2 separate regions of the Homo sapiens genome follow, and region 2 is linked to region 1. The links are chromatin contacts, found by Hi-C or POLR2A ChIA-PET in ENCODE. All regions are on one chromosome and are shown on one strand. Each heading gives the region's core, a stretch centred on a gene start or an enhancer-like site at or near the end of the contact. The rest is flanking DNA. Distances are from core to core; before and after follow the strand shown. Region 1 has its middle 34 kb from the start of LMX1A-AS2. Region 2 holds the start of LMX1A-AS2 (LMX1A antisense RNA 2).

Region 1 (6,724 bases), core at 2,154-4,653:
ACTATTTAGGGACCTTGATTACATCTGCAAAATCCCTTTTGCCAGTGAACAGAACATAACCACAGGGTGACATCTCATCAAATTCACAGCTTCCATCCACATTCAACAGATGGACGTTATACAAAGGTGAAAGTTACTGAGGCTCATCTTGTAGGAGTCATTCTGCCTCCTACAATACAGCTCATAAAAGGGTTGTGATTATATATAAAAAGCATTCAGACTAGTTCTTTGCAAATAGTGAATGCTCAGTAAACATTAGCCAAATGGGAGCCAAATGAAAAAAATTTTTTTTTTTCAGAAAAGGATTTTTGGATTATTTATCTTGGCTCCAGGGTCAAATACCACTGGGAGTTCAATAGATGTTTGTTAAGCGAATGAATAAATCTCTCTCTTACAAAGAATGTTATAACATAACATTTCACCAATACAAGCAAATTTGGAGGTCATAGGCTACCATGCACATTTGAAGTCTAGCAAAACTGAGGCCCAGTTTGGTGGTGACAATGCAAAGTCATCTACTAGGGATGAAGGGCACTAGATGACGAACCTCATGATTCTCTAATAGATTTCACTGCATCCACTGCACTGAAGACATTGACCAAGAATTATCTTCTCAGTCATTTTATCCAGCAAGACCCTCAGCTGCTTGGGACAAGGGAAATGGTTTCTACTATAGTGTCTCCTAATAGCATCTACCTTAGCACTAGGCAAACAAAGGATGAGTGGACTGAATTATACTAGCTTGTAACATTATGGGAGTGATTTGACTGCATGGCCAGTTTTGATGCCAAAGACAAACTACCTCCCAACTTACCAGCAAGATCCCTGGTGTGATCATTCACAGGCAAGCAGATGTTTTTAGGAGTAGACAGCCTTTTAGACACATTCTAGTACATAATTTCCCAGGTTGTATTTTTACACAAAGTCAGGTCCAGAGATATTCATAAGAATTATTCTTAAAGAATATTAGTCACTCATCTCTTTCTTTTAGTCCAATATTCTTGCCTAATTAATTGTATTTCACAACCTTTTTCATCATTTAATATACTATCTATTTTAATTTTTTATTTTGCTTGTGTTATGTCTCCCCCAGTTAGATGTAAATTCCTTCCAGGAAGAGATTTCTGTGTTTTGTTCCCTGCTGAATCCTGACTCCTGAAACTGCCTGGTACAAAGTAGGTGCTCAATAAATACTTTTTGAATGGGAAAATGAAAGGGGCTTGGGGAAAGCTGTATTGAGAGAAATTAAACTTGATTCTTGACTTTAGAACCACTCAGAGCCTTTATTATAAGAGTATGTGCCAAGACGCTCTGGGAGGATGTGGCGTAACTGCAGCGTTTGCCCTCAGTGAGCACATCAAGGAATATGGCTCTGCAGCCTGAGAAACACTCACATTTTCTTATTATTATTGCTTCAATGAGGAAACTGAAGCCTGGGGAGGGTAAGTCATTCACCCAGGGTTCCACAGCTCATTCTTTGGGCTGGAACCTCAAATCTGCTGATGTTCAGACCACTGCTCTTTCAGCTACACTCTTCCTGAAGCATCATTAAATTCATTTCTCTGTCAGATAATAGCTAATGTTTTAAATGACTACCTTGGTCCAAACATCTTTTATCAAGAGGAAGCATGAAACTTGATAGAACAGTTCCTAACTATAAGGAAGCACAAAAGATACCTAAATGGACATATAGATCAAATCTCAGGATTAAAAAAAAATGCCATTAGTCATCTAAATTCCTTCCCTGTAATGGAATTTAATTATGATTATACTCACGTGAAGCTGTATTGTCAGGAATTAAAAAAAAACATATCAGGCCTCTAAGCTCAATGATGAATTTGAAAATAAGGGAAAATGTAATGAACACAGGAAGGAAGAGAGGGCTATCTCTCTGTCTCTGTCTTTGTCTCTGTCACACACACACACACATTTATTTTACTCTTCTGCCTGCAGATTATAGGATTCTGGTGAGTTCTTTGTTAGGTGATAAGAACTCTTTGGAGGGAAGGTTTGAGGGCAGTTGAGAGAGAGCTGGACCTGGAAGCTTCCAACCTGGGTTTCTTTCTGCCTCTACTACTAACCAGCTATGAGGATTCAGGCAAGTCATTTCCTTGGGTCTCGATGGCCAGTGAAGAGAGGTCATCCTACTGCTATGAATGGTCAATAAAGGCTGAACATTCTTGTCCTTTCCTTCAATAGTCAGTTTAGGTCTTAAGCTTAACCTGTAGAGCAATAGTTCTCAAACCTTGAAGTATATGAGGATCACCTGGAGTGCTTGGCAAACATGTGGATTCCAAGCCATGTTCCCAGAGATCCCGTTTAGGAGCTCTGAGACAGGGCCCAGGAATCTGCAGTTTTAACACTTCTAGAGATTCTGATACAGCTAAACTTAATATCACACTTTCAGAAGCATTGCTCTAAAGTTTCAGGATTTCCATTCAACTTTGGCAAATTGATCGGAAATACCATCTGTATTTTCAAGATCAGGCTACCATGTTGCAGCCTCACTGCAACTTAATTGAGAACACAATTATGAGGAGAAAATTAAAGCCAGGGAAAATTAAAAAGGACAAAGAGTAAGATAGGCCTGCGAGGGAGATTAATTATCTCCAGGCCACAGAGCTAAGCAATGCTCATGGGGCTCACTGGATGCTCCTGTCAGACCCAGAAGGAGATGGAAAGGGAAGGGGAAAGGGTTAGTGGAACCCAAACACATTGGTGAAACATTTAATCTTCACAGCTCCCTGCAACCTTCGCACAGGAAGTCCTGCTGGCTTGGTATAGTTTATTCCCCATTTCCAAAGGAGAAAAATAAGACTAGTGACTTATCCAAAGTCACACAGCTCCTAAACAATAGAAGCAATATTTAAAGCCAGACCTTTCTGGCTTTGAAGCCTTTTTGCTGTCTCTCATATACCACACTGCATCTGTGTTACAGAATGCCCGTGAACATACATATGGATACTCCCTCAGGCTTGGGGTTGATGGGATAAAAAGAGAAACAGAAGAAATTGAATGAAAGAAGAGAAATAATGGAGGGAGAAAGGTAGAAAATGCAGACAAAGAAAAAATAAAGAAGGATCCGTGGTGAAGAATATCAGGATTGCTGATATTTAAAATGGATGCCAGTTGAGACAGGGCCAAAAGTACTTAGAAAAATTGAGAAGGAGGTGACATTGATTTTGGGACTTGGAATTCTCTTCAGAGTACTCTTAACTCCACAACTCAGATAAGAAATACTGAGGCTAGGAGAAAATTATATAAACTGATATACAGTGAAAATGGCTGATATGGTCCAATGCACAGGCTGCCAGGTATGTTTGCATTCTAATAGGAAAAAAAAACTACTAAGCTGAAGGAATGCATGTGTAATTGTGGAATTTCAGACTACAATGGACAATTAGGCGTGGGTAAAGTGGCCTCCCTATTGCAGCTTAAGAAAAAAAAAAATCCCACCAGATGCGGTGGCTCATGCCTGTAATCCCAGCACTCTGGGAGGCCAAGGTGGGTGGATTGCTTAAGGTCAGGAGTTCGAGACCAGCCTGACCAACATGCTGAAACACCTTCTCTACTAAAAATACAAAAATTAGCCGGGTGTGATGGCGGGCCCCTGTAATCCCAGATACTCGGGAGGCTGAGGCAGGAGAATCACTTGAACCTGAGAGGCGGAGGTTGCAGTGAGCTGAGATCACGCCACTGCACTCCAGCCTGGGTGACAGAGTTAAGACTCTGTCTAAAAAAAGAAAAAGAAAAAGAAAAAGAAAAAAAAAATCCTAAGATCTAAGAAGCTTCCAGATTTGGTTGTACTTACTGCAGAGGAGAATAGGACATTGTCTAGTCACAGGTTAGACACTTTTCCATGGGACAGGTTGATTTGTGGCCTGTATTCTGAACCTTAGAGATGTTTTCCGAAGTTGAAAGAAGGCTGATCTCAGGCTATTGTCTTCTGATTAATGACCCATTTTTCCCCTTCACTTCTATTCCTGTGCCCCTGTGCAGAAGGAGTTCCTGTGCAGAGTCATTCTTCCTCATCAGAGTAGCCCCAGGGCTAGCCATTGAGTGAATACCACACCTCTTACAGCTACCTGTGACTCCTTTATGTGGCTGGTTACCTGGCAGCCAGGGAGACCTGTGTTATCAAGGAAGCCTCCCTGACCTGTACAAGTTTCCTTCATTCAGTCCAGCAACCTCTGCAAGCCCTTTGAGGTCTGGAGTCAATGACTTCAGCAAATGGTCTTCATGCCTCTTGAAGAGGTGCCCTCAGGCAGGGAGTCTTTCACCCTCTGTCATTTGATAGGAGAAAGTTTGCCTCTCTCTTGAGCCAGCCAACTGCCCAAAGATCAATCCCACAGGCTTCCCACCTTTATGCTGCCTCTTCCAGATCCACCAAGGGATTGGAGAGTTGACCTTTTTTCTCTTTTCAATGAATGTATTAATTGTCAAATAGTTATTGAACACCAGTGTTTGCCAGTCAGTGTACTAAGTACTGTGGGTCCAGAAGGAGCCCACAGACTAGTTGAAGGGAGACAGATGAGTGAACAGGCAATTACAATCCAGTGTGTTAAGTGCAGTGATAAAAGGAAGAGCAGGAGGCAGTGCAGACACATGGCTGTGGGGGCAGGGCACCTTGTACAGACTAGGGCGTCAGACACAACTTCCTGGAAGAAGTGTCAGCTGAGCTGCATCCTGCAGGACTGTCAGCAAAGGGAGGAGTATTGGGATACGAGTCTTCCAGACAGAACGACCAGCATGTGAAAAGACTCAGACGCCAGAGAAAGGTTGCATGGTGGAGAAATTCCACATGTCTTGGCAGTTACAATGGAAAGGGTTGTATTGGAGAATGGGGTAGGGGTGTTGAGAGATGAGGCAAGACTAAAAGAAGTAGGCAGGGCCAGACCTCAAAGCACCTCATAAGCATTGCTAAAAATTTGCTTATGAGTCTAAGAGAAATCCAATGTCAGTTCAATTCCTTGTCCCCATGTCATAACCAATGAGCATATGGAGGATAACCTCCATCGCTGTGTCAGCACCAAATCCACCATGGTCATGGAGACTATCTGTTGACTTCTGAGAACCTTACATTACCTCACACCGTTCTCCCAAAAGCCCCAGGAACAAATACGGCATTCTCATTTTACCCCCATATTACAGATTTTTCAAACAGAAACTCAGCAAGGTTAACAGACTTGACTCAAATCATATAGATAGTAAGCGGTAAAGACAGGACATCATGCAGGTTAATGGCAAATAACAATCTAATAGGGCAACGAAAAAAGATAAAGAAGCAGAGTTATGATGAAGGTTAAATCTCAGGACACTTATTTCCATTTTAACGACCTTTGGATAGATCCTCACAAAGTGTTCATGTGGTCATGGATTTTTTTTGTAAAATTTTCATGAGTAAGATATTTAAATAGCAACTAGTGAAGACACTTTCTTTCCACTATGACCATCTCTGCATCCCATTTCCCCTGGTGCTAAGTAGTGCTGGAAGAGCTGAGAACAATTTTGAGGTTTGGTGAAGGGGCAGTTGAGTTGGGATTACACCTACTTTGGGATTTGTGTTTTTTACAGTAATTTATTTGTATAGTTAAGCTACTGCTAGCCAAGCTGGTACAGAAATGGCTTCCAGGAATACATCTACCACTAGAATTCCAATTCGCTGGTGGAAAAAAGATGCAGCAGGGCCAGACATGTTATGTCTGGTACCAGAAGTATATAGGTCATGAGAACAAACACGATTTGAAATAAATGGAACCAGAAGCTAGTCTTTGGACAATTCATTCAAACATCAAATTGTACGTGGAGAATTTTGTTTAATCTAAATGGAACTTTTTTCCAGGGCAGGAAAATACTTAATACATAATTATGAAATATAAACATGCACACCCACTAAACATTCTTATGTAGAATGTGCGTTTGTATGTGGATATGTGTAATGGGAATTACATGAGAGAGAATTCATTAGAATTCTTGATATCTGTGTTTGTAGAGACAAATCTGCAGCTGTTATACAAAATGAAATAAATCTGTGTGTGTTTACGTATTTTAAGCATCCCAAGTTTCAATAGTAACAAACAAATTTTAACTTACAAAGCTAAAAGAAAGACTAAATTATATTTTTATTATCTTTGGTAGAAGATGTTATAAAACTATGTATGCACACAAAATTGTATGTAGCTAAAAACGTTTTTTGTGTACATGGTTTTGTAGAGAAAAATACAAAAAGTGTATTAGGCAGTTAATTCATAAACATGCATTTTTTCTGAATTGTCTGATGTTTATTGTACTTGCCAGCTTTTAAAATTTCATAATACCGTTTTCTTTCGTTCTAAGTAAATATTTACTTTTCTGTCACATCTGTACTATGATTTTGTCTTTCTTTTAAAAAGCCCCTTCACTCTACCTCCTCTAAAGTGAATAAACTTAATCTTAGACAACCAGGGTCTGCTCTGGCCACGTGTACTGTGTAGACGCTGGGTTATTATAGTCTGCTGGGGTTGAAGAAGGCTTGGCTGAGGAGATGTGATTTGAGCTGAGCTTTAATGAAGGATGAAATTCTCTAAGTGTCCTAACCAGCTATGTCCCGGGGAATTTTAGCCATGAGAAAGTTTTATAAAAGCATACATGGATCCTTCACAGCAAGAAGGGGATCCAAACAGCCATAAGGGCTCAACCCAGCCATAGGAGACGGTGGGTGAGTCTCTGTTCAGGTGTGATGTGA
Region 2 (7,125 bases), core at 1,178-3,677, 34 kb before region 1:
TGAATCCTGCTTTTCTTATAAAATTCTATCTACAAGCATAGCAAGATATAATTCCAAAGCATACACAGTCCTATGGAATCTTCCCATCAACCCAATGAGGTCAACTGGTCACAACTCCCACTTGACTGATGGGCTCATACTGGGTTATCGTAGAAAGATCTTTAGATACATCTATTCTAGTGACTGCCAAACATGTGGCTAGCATCAAAACCTTTGTTGAAATAATATATTTCAAGGATGTTCTCAAAGTTCAACATCCCAGCCCCTACCCTGTTCCTGTCCTCCAAGGTGATTCCTGATGGCCTCTGGTAGGACAAAGGCTGGGACCACTGATGTCACCTCATCCCATTTTATTTTATAAATGAGGGAATCAGGACCCAGGGAAATCACATGCCAGGCTGCACGTTGAGAATGACCTGGCTTCTTCTTTGTTCCACAGCTCAGACAAACGGTGGTGGGAGTGCTGGGATGGAAGGAATCATGAACCCCTACACGGCTCTGCCCACCCCACAGCAGCTCCTGGCCATCGAGCAGAGTGTCTACAGCTCAGATCCCTTCCGACAGGGTCTCACCCCACCCCAGATGCCTGGAGACCACATGCACCCTTATGGTAAGAGGGACTTAAGCCCCTCGGGCCCTCTCATAACTTGTGTGGGTTTCTCATTCCCTCCTAAACACATCTAGGCAGTTCCCAGATGCTCACCGAAGTTCCAAAGCAGAATAATGTGCCCTACAAAATACTGCCAGAATCGCCTAACCAATGACTACAGGAGAAAGACCTTCATGCATATTCATTATTGACACTTCCATTTATCTTGTTTTCAAAGCTTCTTGTTTGTTGGTTTTAAATGGGAAGTTGTGCTCTCCTTGTAGACCTGTTTGTTGTCATTGAATTGCAAGTCTTGCGCTTCATGCCAGAGATCAGCAGTATCAGTGCTACAGAAGGCCTTAATTAAGCAAACGTTTACCTAAAGTAAGAAAAGAAATAAAAAGCACAGAAGACAAATTTTCTAACTGGACTATCCTACTATGGATACTAATAGGTGCTCTAATTTAACTAGTGAAACATAAACTGACTTGTAAAGTGAAAGTATCTCCCTTATACCCACCCCACCCAAAGAAGCATTGATTTAAATGCTGCATATATGGGTAGCTGAGCCTCTCCCACTTACCCAGCTTCGTGCTTAAGCTAATGGACAACAACCGGGGGCCTGAGGACCCAGAGTAGGGGGCTGGGTGAGCTTTGGAGTGAAGGCTCAAGTTCAACCTCAGCCAAGTATAGGGCATTACATTTTATACAGAGAAGGTTAGTGTTGTATGTAATGCATTGGTCTGTACTGTGTAATCTGATAGATTACACTGATAGTTAAAAAATAATCTTATGCAGCAAGTCTTCAAAACATTAGTATCAGAGATTCACGCCACAGATCACAGATTTTGCCAAACAACTTTTTTTTTTGCCTTCATGAAAAAAAATTCTGTTGTTAAAATCACGCCTACTTTCCCATATCACACATTCAGCAAACATTTATTAAGATTTGGCCCTTGACAAGCCCTTCACTGGCTGACCCCACTCATTGGATGTTCAGTGATAGCCACCCTCTTGGCTTCCTTAGAAGGCACAGGTCACATCTGTACCATTCTTTACTCCACAGCTATCGGAAAACAGGGCAAACACATTTTTTTGCAAATTCTTTTCAGAGTCTCAGGGATTGTGTTACATGAAGTATCCCTGTGATGAGTCCTTTCATAAAATGAATATTTAAAGCCCCATGACAAGTTGTATAAACTCCAGTTTTCACCTCTCCTATTTACTTGAAGCAGAGGCAGAACATTCTTTGCCTCCAGATCCTGGTTGCAGTGATTTCTCAGCTGTTCCAATGTGTGCCCTACTGGCTTCCCTATCAAAGGTGTAAATTAGTTGAAGGTAGGCACCTAACCTTCCTTTTCTTTGCATTACAAATTTGGGGTAACAGCTGATAGTAGACCCTTGGTGTTTGAAAGAACAAATGTTATCACAGGAGTTTTCATTAGCTTCACTCAAAGAGCTTTCTTTTTGTTTTGTTTTTTTGTTTGTTGGTTTTACCATCCCTCCTTCAAGCATCATTTTTCAGGCCCAAGTCCTATAGGAGCTCTGCCCTGTCTCTCCAGCCTCTGGTGACATGTCCTGCCTACTCCCCACACTCCCTGTCTAGACATTGTGACATTTGCTTATGCTGCACTCAATTTAGCACTTTGTCATATCCTGGTTTAGATTGTTTTCACTTGTTGCACTTTGGACTTGAGCCCCCTAAAGAGAATATAGACTTTTTGTAGAAAGTTTCACCTGGAGCCTGTGCTCAGGCAACACTTGTTGAATTCAGCTGAATATCCTAGCACTGAAATGAGTCACTTCTTCAAGACCCTCATGCCAGTGTTTCATCTCCATTTCAGGTGCCGAGCCCCTTTTCCATGACCTGGATAGCGACGACACCTCCCTCAGTAACCTGGGTGATTGTTTCCTAGCAACCTCAGAAGCTGGGCCTCTGCAGTCCAGAGTGGGAAACCCCATTGACCATCTGTACTCCATGCAGAATTCTTACTTCACATCTTGAGTCTTCCCCTAGAGTTCTGTGACTAGGCTCCCATATGGAACAACCATATTCTTTGAGGGGTCACTGGCTTTAGGACAGGGAGGCCAGGGAAGAGGTGGGTTGGGGAGGGAGTTTTGTTGGGGATGCTGTTGTATAATGATATGGTGTAGCTCAGCATTTCCAAAGACTGAATACATTATGGATTGCATAGTTTAATGTTTCTAATAAGAGTCTTAGCATTAGATATGAAGACGTGTTTATCATTAAGGACAGAGACTTTTAATATAGACATTCTCATGCAAACTAGATACTTAGGGACTCCTAACAACTTCCCACCATGTCGGGGAAGCTCTTGTCAAGAGGTGCATATGTCTATCCATCTACACACCAATAGACAGAAGGACAGATAGATAGATGTGTGTGTGTGAGTGTGTAACCTTTCGTATTTTACCCTCAAAGTTTATTCCTAATTATAACAGACACCAACTGTACAGCAAAAGTAACTTTATTTTCAGTGTGAACTATATTTAAGGAAATGCTTGATGCACTTAAGTTATAAAATGAGATAATTTACTTTTATAAACTTTATTTTTAGCTTGACAAGACTTGTCAGCAGGGCAGAGAGGGCTGCTCCACCTAGCCCCATAGCTTTGAGTGCTGGGGTTCATTCTGTTTTCAGAGTGTCTTTCAGATCTGGAAAGAAATTCTGTGTGGCTGATGGTGTTCTCTCTTGCATTCTTGCTCTCTTTGGGGTTGAATCACTGGGCAGGGGTGGGACAGAATAATCTCTGATCATGTTCTGAGAAAATGTAAAGCCCAGACTCCTGGGCTTTCTTTTAAATTCTGACAAGTGGTTGTTGGGCAGTGCTAGGATGATTGGTTCAGCTCTTGAGCTTCAGCATCTGCAAATGTGGATGAGGCTAATAGTATGTACCTACCTCACTGGGAAACACCAAGGCTTAATTCATTCCCAGGACACATGAGCAGGGCTGAGACTAATATCTGATATTTGTTTAAGATACAACCAGGCCACTCACTTGGCAAAGGAGGGTACATAGGGTTGCAGAGCAGGAGGGCTCCTGAACTCCAGAGGGCAGTTCTGCCTGCTGAAGTCCCTCTGCAAAGCCTGTGCTGAAGGAGACACCAGCTCAGAGCAGTTCAGAGGGATCCCAGAGTCCCAGAGTGGGGAGGAGGTGAAGGCTGAGGGGATAGAGGAGGGCCTGGTGGTGTTCTAGAGCAGGGTTGGGCAAACTCCTGCTTGCGGGCCTGCTTTCTATGGCTTGCCAGCAAAGAATGGTTTTTACTTTTTTTTTGAGGTCATTAAAAAAAAGGAGAAGAAGAATATATAACAGGCTGTCTGTGGCCTGGAAAGCCTGAAATATTTGCTATCTGTATTGTCTGGCCCTTACAGAAAAAGTTTGGGGCCCCTTGTTTTAGAGGGTCTGTTTCTAAAGAACCTCATGGCGCTCATAGAGGCAGAAGGTTCCAGTGGAAACCCTTGGCTCTTCCTTCCAACTCACTCCTCTGATCCTCGGCACAGAAGACCCAGCAGCCATTGTACATGGGGACAGTTCCACACCCTGGTCTCCAGTTGCGGTGCTAGGATGGTATTGTTCTGTGCTAGGAAGTCTCCTGGGAACCCAGAATGAGTTGGTGGGGAAGACAGCGGGTCACTGTGGACCCATCCAGGAGGGGCCAGGATAGGCTTGGCCTCATTTCTGGGGACATCATTGGAGACTTGAACACAGAGACACGTCCCTATCACTCTGGCAAGGCCAGAGGGAACATGTCCCCTTATGGTAGAGTCTATGTTGTGTGATTTTTGTGCTCTTGTTTATAATTTATGCAAACCACCAAGAAACCCAAACCAGTCTGATGAGTGAAAATTATGCAGATGCTGTATGGCCCCACAGGTTTCTGTGGTAAAGACCAGTTGGAGAATGTAGGAGATACTATGTGAGTGAAAATGAATAGAGATCCTTATTCCACTCCTTAATGGCATACCAAGATGAAATTAAAATCTCTTACAAATGAGCTGTTGTTTATTCAGGGGTGGGATGGTTGGTGGGGAACCAGGGGGATGTGGGAGTTTTGTCTACAAAGCCATGGGGATGAGCTTATGGCAAAGCTTTGAATGAATGGAAAGGATGACTACAGCAAAACATAAGGAGAAAAGGGTCTTCAACTTCTTGCCAAGATGGACGAAGACTCCAGTCTTTACAAAAAAAACCCCACAGAAGGAGGCAGTGGGAGCTTTCCATCACCACCGTCAAGTTCCCTCAGGGCAGAGCAGTTTGTGATACGTGATGAGGGAACATTTGCTTGGAAATCAGAACAGAGTGATGGGGCAGGAGAAGGATTTCTCATGCAGGCCTGAAGGCAGATGCCTAGCCAGGATGGGAGAGCCAGGCAGCAGATCGTGGCTCCCTGACAGAGTCTCCCAAAGTTCTCAACAATTTTAAATGTGATGTATGGTGGGCAATTAGGACTATGGAGAAAAGAAGTCAGGAAACAGTATGGAGATAAGACCAGGAGACATACTCACAGGGTGGTATTGTTTTTTGTCTGTTTTCTCCCCCACTTGCATTTGTTCAAGGCCTGCAACCTCTACCTCTGGCTCACTCACCACATGTTAGAAGCTGGCTCTTCCTCTTGCTGAGGGCCTGGAAGGAGAGAGATATGTATTATAAGGCCAGGCTGACAGGAGGAGCCCACTGAGGAGGCCTTATCTCAGACTGGCCTCCACTGGGCTGGCCTTAGTTCCTAACTCCAGCTTCCTGGGAGAGCCTAGGCACAACCCCTTTACCCCTCTTATTTGCCTAGTTGGCAACTACCTAGTCTTCAGAATCAGCATACTTGGCCTTCTCAAGCCTACAAGGCTGGGTTAGGTGCCTATATGGACTACTTGGACTAATGCTCCCTGCTGCAACAAATAAACCCCCAAATATTATAACAGCTCAAACACAACAGAAATTTATATTTTTACTCACATAAAAGACCTGGGAAGGAGTTTGGGTTAGAAGCACACCTCTCTTCCATGCACAATGAAGGCTCTGCTCCTGGCTTCCAGGCTTTCACTGGGGATTGGTTGTCTCCATTCTTCTTTTCCCCTTCCCACTGGAAGTGGATGAGTCTAGATTGCAATCCCAGCTCCTGAACTTACTAGCTGTGTGGTCTTGGGCAGTTTCCTTCACTCTGCTGAGTTGATTCCTCAGGGATGGTACTTGTGGCTACCTCAGGGGGGTTGTGAGCACAGGTGAGATAATATGTGTGAAGCACTTAGCCCTGCACTGGGAGTATGGTAAGGGCTAGATGAGTGTTAGCTGCTGCACCGCAGGCCAGACCTGCTCTTGGAGTTTGGTCATTGATGAAAGGCTGCTGGGAGTCTCAGACCCTATCTGAGGAAAAAGAAGAACACATCCTGGTTCACCTGAGCTCAGAAGGCATCACTTCTCACCATCACCTCCTCAAATCTCAGCGTGTGTCTTACAGAGCCTGAGCCAGAATTGTGGGGGAGTGGTTGCTGTTTTGTTTTAAAGCATGCAGATAAAATTCCAATTATGATGACACATTCAGATCTCTGACCCCCAAGGAGGAGTCAGGTCATAGGAAATTCCTCCAGCCACCTATTGTCACCTGCTTTTCATGACCTGCATGAGGGGGAAGGCCTTAGGGCTAGGCTCAGAGTGGAGAGCCTGGATCCACAGGTTGAGCCTTCACGCCTCAAAGGGCCTGTGCCTAGGCTGTCTCTGAAGAAAACGAGTTGACCTAAAATGAATAAAAAATGGGAAGAAAATGGAGTTAATTTGTCAGTTCCAAACTCAAAGACAAAATAAATTTTAACTGAATTGCAAATGAAATCAAAGTTTGTCTATCTATCTCTTTCACTCTCTCTTTTTCTTTCTCCCTCTAAATCAAACTAGGATGAAACCTATTAATAATATGATTTCACTAGAATAAAACTGTACCCTCAAGAATTAAAACTGAATCATAACTTGACACCCTGTTTCCCTGAATCCCTTTATTTGGCATGTTTCAACATTATGTTCAGTGACAAGGTAAGAGGTATCTTTAGGGCTCAAAAGAAGGCCTTGAGATTTTTTATGCTAAAAGTATATTCCTTGATGAGGAGATTACCTGGCTTTGAAGTTCCCTAGATGTATAACCTTAACAAGATGCTGAGCCTTCATTTTTTCATCTATAAAATGAAGCCAATGACACTTGCATGTCTTACAAGTTGGTTGTTGTGTATAAAAAAAAAAAAATTACGACAGAGCTCTGTAGACTTTGAAGTGCCATACAAATGGAAGCGCTTATTATTTTGTCCCAGGAGACACATGCAGATTAGCCACGTGGGCAGCATAGCATCCACATAAGCAATGCTCCTGCTTGGGTAGATGCCCACAGCAAGTAAGGGATGCCCCAGATCAGAGTGCGAATAACTTATTTCCTCTCCCAGCAGCTGTGGATGACTGCTGCCACCACCTTATGGGCCTTCTACCCTCCAGGGGAGGGTTCTGGGAAAGAGTCTACCATGGCCCAGCCCCTAGTG

What was found. A loop is a pair of places that touch in the nucleus more often than their neighbours do. ChIA-PET counts read pairs that join two places held with the same protein, here RNA polymerase II (POLR2A). Pooled maps may share reads with other maps.
Region 2: a map of PC-9 shows a loop between it and region 1 (2.3-fold over the local background). The contact joins the promoter of LMX1A-AS2 here to the enhancer-like site in region 1. A Hi-C loop is called at or near these places in 3 of 168 maps with a recorded cell type or tissue (PC-9, heart left ventricle and posterior vena cava) and 3 of 50 pooled maps. POLR2A ChIA-PET finds 5 or more read pairs at or near these places in 3 of 52 experiments (PC-3, PC-9 and RWPE1).

The regions. Positions count from the first base shown.
Region 1 is chr1:165,166,595-165,173,318 of GRCh38, reverse strand. No RefSeq gene overlaps it. Among named protein-coding and RNA genes, the nearest start is that of LMX1A-AS2, 34 kb to the left of the region's middle. Within about 2 kb of position 3,403, at least 2 of the 41 ENCODE cell types and tissues checked have a DNase peak (open chromatin) inside an H3K27ac peak, as active enhancers do; they include PC-3 and PC-9, where a contact is called at or near this core.
Region 2 is chr1:165,199,349-165,206,473 of GRCh38, reverse strand. It overlaps LMX1A-AS2 (LMX1A antisense RNA 2), which reads right to left and starts at 2,427. Exons shown (of 6, transcript XR_922234.2): 1 at 2,327-2,427; 2 at 704-968. It overlaps LMX1A (LIM homeobox transcription factor 1 alpha), which reads left to right. Exons shown (of 9, transcript NM_177398.4): 8 at 440-610; 9 at 2,434-4,607. The coding sequence ends at 2,594.